Regions from separate parts of the Homo sapiens genome. Here region 2 is linked to region 1. Evidence: read pairs that join two places in POLR2A ChIA-PET (ENCODE). Cell type or tissue: MCF 10A. All regions are shown on one strand. Links, peaks and the distances in the headings refer to the core of each region. The heading gives the core; the rest is flanking DNA.

Evidence for each region. ChIA-PET counts read pairs that join two places held together with the same protein. Peaks named below come from ENCODE experiments on the same cell type or tissue, not always from the same donor. Only the 100,000 strongest peaks of a DNase experiment are listed, where the experiment ranks them.
Region 2: POLR2A ChIA-PET joins it to region 1 with 45 read pairs; 4 of 35 experiments call an interaction of 5 or more read pairs at or near these places.

Annotation. Positions count from the first base shown.
Region 1 is chr12:46,676,948-46,679,876 of GRCh38, forward strand. No RefSeq gene overlaps it. Among named protein-coding and RNA genes, the nearest start is that of SLC38A4, 150 kb to the right of the region's middle. In MCF 10A, for the core only: a CTCF peak has its summit at 1,017 (motif pointing left); DNase peaks (open chromatin) are centred at 1,004 and 1,704.
Region 2 is chr12:46,429,083-46,432,011 of GRCh38, forward strand. The region is part of intron 2 of SLC38A4-AS1 (SLC38A4 antisense RNA 1); the gene reads left to right. It overlaps LOC124902923 (a long non-coding RNA gene), which reads right to left. Exons shown (of 2, transcript XR_007063284.1): 2 at 1,150-1,354. Among named protein-coding and RNA genes, the nearest start is that of SLC38A4-AS1, 47 kb to the left of the region's middle. RefSeq lists enhancers at 1,264-1,765, 1,304-1,598. In MCF 10A, for the core only: no CTCF peak of the experiment used is centred there; DNase peaks (open chromatin) are centred at 1,529 and 1,789.

The sequences.
Region 1 (2,929 bases), core at 331-2,830:
TAATAGCTGTAGTATGAACTCTGCCCACTCCTAAACTCTAGTCACGCCTGGGCGTGCCTGCCAAGCTTTGTAATGGCTTGCAGAAGCCTGTTTCTAGGAGGCTGAGGAGGTTCCTGGGAGAGAGGCAAAGAAGATAGATCCAGTCACAAATGGTAGATTGGTCTGAATAAGGACTAACTTTTTGATTTAAGATGAGAAACTAGAAGAAGGTACAATGAGTGGGCTTTTACACAGAAAGCATTGAGTGAGAGGGTACAAGCGAAAACCAAGCAAATTAGATGATGTCGCCTCTAGCGACTCAGCAAGAGCAACAGTAGCTGCCCAGTCCTGATACTTCCATCTGTCCTGGAAAATAGCCATTGGGTCCCCTCTGTTCAGGAGCCAGGCATTTGTAGGCTGGGCCACCCTGGCCCGAGGAACCTGCCAGGACTTGAAATCTATAGAAACAAAAGGCAGTTGTTTTTATACATTAAACACAATATCCAAGTCAATAATTGCTGGTTTAAAGTCTAGTGCCCCAATCAGCTGTATATTTAAGGATATTCATACAACAAATTTAGGTGACAGTTTGGTGACCCAAAGAAAGGTTTTGTTACCACATTCCAAAGGGGCCTTTTTCCAGAGGCTCTATTGAGACCAAAGGGAGAGGCAGTTTTTGTGATCTCACTGAGTGTATTGCTGCGATTTATCTCCAAGCCCAGCCCCCACAACATGAATACTTCAATACTGTTGTGAGGAGAGAACAAAGTAAAGACTGGAAGGGCTATTTCTCTAAATTTAAGACATTAGTGCAGTGGCAGCTTGGCCTGAATAGTTCTTTAACAGATTATGACCCCAAAGGAGGCAAGGCGATTACCCACCTCTTTTCCAAGAAAACACTGTAAAGTGCAGCTATCTCCTCTCTGGTGGGAGAGAGAAGTACCCATGGAGCATGGTGTTGGCTGGAAGATGCACTGGTAGAAAAGACAGGAGAGAGTGGCAGTAGCAGACACCAGGAGTGGATTTGTTACTAAGTATAGGTGAGCCATCTACTGGAGGATCCCCAGAAATATTTGTAGGGTGGTGGGGATTTTGTAGGAGCCTGAAACTTCTACATTAGCAGTTGAGTCTATGAAACATGAATTACAACTGCGTCTTAACACCAGACATGTGTATAAACTGGGAAGATAGGTTAATTCTGGTGCTTACAGTCAGTGAAGATGAATTAGCATTCAGAGCGCTTGAGGTTCCTCTTGATGTCTTTGACAAAAACTGCTTGGATCATACTTGAACTGAGACATTATAATGCAGAGGTGTTTTTTTGGGGGATTACTAATTGTCTATTATATTTTCAGCACTACCTGGATGCTATAGAGGATGCAAGAGAAATATGACTATTCCTGTCCTTAGGGTGTCATGGTCTAGTGGGGGAGATAACACAAGTACACAGGCAACTTAGAAACAAAGTAAAAGTGGGAGTTAGGAAGATGCAGATATTTGGTTCATTCTCATAACTGTAATTGCAGTTAGCCCAAGTTGGTGGACCTAAGCTGAATAATTTCCCTGGGCTAACCAGAAATTTTAAAAACCACAGCAGATATACAGCTCTCATTTAATCCATCTTCTAAATTCCTTCTTTCTTTACTTGGATTTTATGCTTAACTGTTACTCTGCGTAATCACTGTACAAGTTAAGACTTGCTGAGCTTAGTACTACTGTTGCTTACATTGACTCAGCTTCGCATTTACATGGCCAGTGCTTCAACATTTCTTTATGAGTATGCCAACTTCCTGATTTCACTGCCTTCTGAATCCTTTTGTTGGATAAATTAAATTTATAAACAATAACTTTTATATTATATACCATCGAATCTAAGAAACCATAGATAGTAAAATGTACCATTATTTTATGTACCACTAAGAAAAAAACCTGTCACTATACTTCCATATCACTTAGAATTTTAAATTGATACTTATTAAAGGAGATCTCTAAGGCTTACTTATACAGAGAATTTTATCATATATCCTCCTTATGCATAATAAAAAGAAACATATAAGCAAAATAAATTGCTTAAGATATTCCTAAAACTTCACATTCAGAGTCTAACTCTTCCAAGTCACTTTTTAACCAAGAGTTGTTGGTGCTTTTCCACATAATACCTCCTCCGTGCATCAGAAATATTGGTTATGTATCATTACTTCTTTTAAAACTTTTTATTGAAGAAAGAGTGCATATTACATGAATGTACAGCTGAACCAGTTATCTCAAGGTAAACATCCATTAAACCACAACCCAGTCAAGAAAGACAACATCATGAAACATCCAAGGAGCCCCCTTTGCTTCCTCTCAGGCACTATCATTGTTCCTCTACTGCCACTGCCATTAGTATGTCATCACAGATTAATATATAGAATAGATTGCTTCTTTGTGGCATTTATATAAATGGAATCATTCAGTATGCATTCCTTTGTGTCTGACATTTTTTGCTTAACATTAGGTTATGAGCTGTATTCTTGTTGTATGTAGCTTGGTTCATTCATTCTTATTGCTATAAAAGACTTTATTATACGAATATACATAATTTTATTTCTCCATTTTCCAGGTGATAGAGAATTGAGTTGTTTCCGTTTTATTTTGTTACAGATAATTCCACAATGAACAATCTTTTGCACGTCTCTTTGTAGTGTAGTGTGTGTATATATGCACACATATATAGGTATTATTCAAGAGTGGAAATCCTGTGTATTTTCAGCTTTAGTAAATAATGCCAACAGTTTTGCAAAGTGGTTAATAATGCCAACAGTTTTCCAAAGGGGTTGTGTCGATTTCCTGTTACAAGAGAGTATCAATTTAATTAAACGATCAGAATTCCTTCAAGTGTGTTATATCAAACGTCAATGTCCTGTGAAAACAATCTTGTTATTATTGTTTGACTATTTGGATTTAAATA
Region 2 (2,929 bases), core at 186-2,685, 250 kb before region 1:
AAATAAATCGTTCCACCAAAAAGACACCTGCACTGCTATGCTTACCATGGCACTATTCACAATAGCAAAGACATGGAATCAACCTAGGTGCCCACCAGCGGTAGACTGGACTAAAAAAATGTGGTGAATATCCACCAGGTTCACAATGCAGCCACAGAGAAGAATGTATTCATGCCCTTTGCAGTAACGTAGATGCATCTGGAGGCCATTATCCTAAGTAAATTAATGCAGAAACAAAACCAAATACCACATGTTCTTACTTTTAAGTGGGAGCTAAACATTGGGTACACTTGGACACAAAGATGGGAAAAATAGACACTGGGGATTCCAAAAGGAGGGAGAGACAGAGGGAGCAAGGGTACTATGTTCACTACTTGGTTTATGGGATCATTAGAAGCTCAAACTTTAGCATCAGGTATTATACCCATGTAATAAACCTGCACATATACCTCTTGAATTTAAAATTAAAAGCAAATAAATAAATGAAAGAATTGGGCATAACCCTCAAAAAAATTCCAGAATGTGGGGCACTACTCTGGTCTCTTCAGGTCAGTGGGATGGGAAAAAGAGCAGGTGATGGGGCACAGGGGGAGCTATATTAAGATAAACTAAACTTGAGAGATGTAAACATGAAAACAATGTGTAATTCCGTATTGGATCCTGTTGGGAGAACAAGTTTGAGGGACAATTGGGATTCTGAATAAGGACTAGATATTAGAATTATTATTATAGGAATCCCTAAATTTTTAGGAGTGATAATGGTATTGTGGCTATGTTAAGAAAACTCCCTAATTTTTAAAAGATGCATGCCAAGAGGTTTACGAGGGAGGCATGCTATTATCTATAATTTACTTTGAAATGGTTCAGTAAACAAATGAAAAATAGAAGGATGAATGGATGGTTTGATGAATAAATGGAATAAATGTGGCAAAATATTAAAAAACTGTTCTCATATGCAATTGCTTATGAATCAGACTTAGTTTAGTAAAAACCAAACAGCAAGATAAAATAAATTGGATACTGAGGTTATTTTTAGATTTGTTATTACTGTCATGAATAATCTTCAATTTCAAATTTATGTTCCTTAAAACTTATTGTTACCATTGATTAATCTTATAATATATGTTACAAAGTTGAACTGATAAAATATTCTAATAAAATATTTATTTTGCTGTCTTTTATGTTGTAGATCCACATAAGGTATTCTTTGAAAACCCAGTTTAGTTCACAAGAAAAATGGAAAACAGATTTAGTCTTCTTGCCTTTTACGTTGCAGACATAGAACTTGTCATTGTAAATGCAGTGTCAGTAGGTCAATGACCCAAAAGTCCCCGTTCTTTGTGCTGAAAAATATCTGCAGAGAGGGAATGTTAGATTTCTGTAAGTGAAATTCTGAACAATACTAATTGTTTGCTTACCTGCAATGTATGGGTTGTTAAGATAAAACAGGGTGGGAACCTGATCTACCCAGGCATATCTTTCATGTGAATGTGAAGGAAATGATTCATTGACAACCCCAAAGACCTTGCTGGGAAAACACAGCTCAGTATTGCATCATCAAGCATTTGAAAACAAAGTGTCAGGAAACAGTTTAGAAATCAGTCTCTATCACTTTCTCTTATTAACTAGTTGTTTGTATTAATAAGAGTAACCACCACTTGTGTTTTGTTTTGTAGTTTATTAAGTGTATTTGTGATAACTTTTGGAAGTAGTAAGGTAGGTCTCATTACTCATTTTTCAGGTGAGGAAAATGAGGCTCCCAGATTTTCAGTGACTTGTTCAGGATTACACAGGCTGAAAGTGGAAGATCCATGTATTACTACATCTGGGTCTACCTAGGAAATGGGAGGGCATCAATTGTGTAATATAATCTCATAGAAACTCGGTTTTCTGAGCTCTAAGGAGGGCATAATGCTTATTTTACAGTATTGTTATAAAAATAACATGAAATTATATAAAGAAGACATCTAGGTCAGTATTTTCATATACATGGAGTTCGGTACATATTTAGTCCTTTTTTTTTTTTTTTTTTTTAGATGGGGCCTTGCTCTGTTGCCCAGGCTGGAGGGCAATGGCACAATCTCAGCTCACTGCAACCTCCACGTCCCAGGTTCAAGTGATTTTCCTGCCTCAGTCTCCTGAGTAGCTGGGATTACAGGCGCCCACCACCACGCCCAGCTAATTTTTGTATTTTTGGTAGAGATGGGGTTTTCCATGTTGGCCAGGCTGGTCTTGAACTCCTGACCTCAGGTAATCCGCCTGCCTTGGCCTCCCAAAGTGCTGGGATTACAGGCGTGAGCCACTGCGCCCGGCCCTTTTTTTTTTTTTTTTTTTTTTTTGAGACAGGGTCTTACTCTGTTGCTGAGGCTGGAGTGCAGTGGTGTGATCTCGGCTCACAACAGCCTTGACCTCCTGAGCGTAAGTGATGCTCCCACTTCAGCCTCCCAAGCAGCTGGCACTACAGGCACATGCCACCACACCCAGCTAAATGAGGCACCTGGCCTCATTTACTTTTTAGTGCCATGTTTATAGTCCTGTAGCTGTAATCTTAATCTGTACCTTAAATTTTCCACTGTCTAATTCCTTATATACCATCTTAGTAAGTTACAGTATTGCTATATTGAATCTTCAGTATAGTACTTTTCCAGGAGACTAACTGACAGCAAGCTTCTCTTGCTATTTTAGTTACTAATTCCTTCCCCCACTTTTGGGCAAAAGGCCAAGAGTATTTTGAGGAGATTAAGATGAACCTACAATTTATTGAATCATACCATTAAATAGAGTCAGAGTGAAGTTATAATACATTTGCAAAGTGACATATCTAAAGGGGCAGTAAGCAGCAGACGTAAGCAAAGTCATAGAAATCCATTTATCTGCCAACACATTTATGTAAGAAATTACACTACTGGTCAGGAATTTCCTGCTGTAT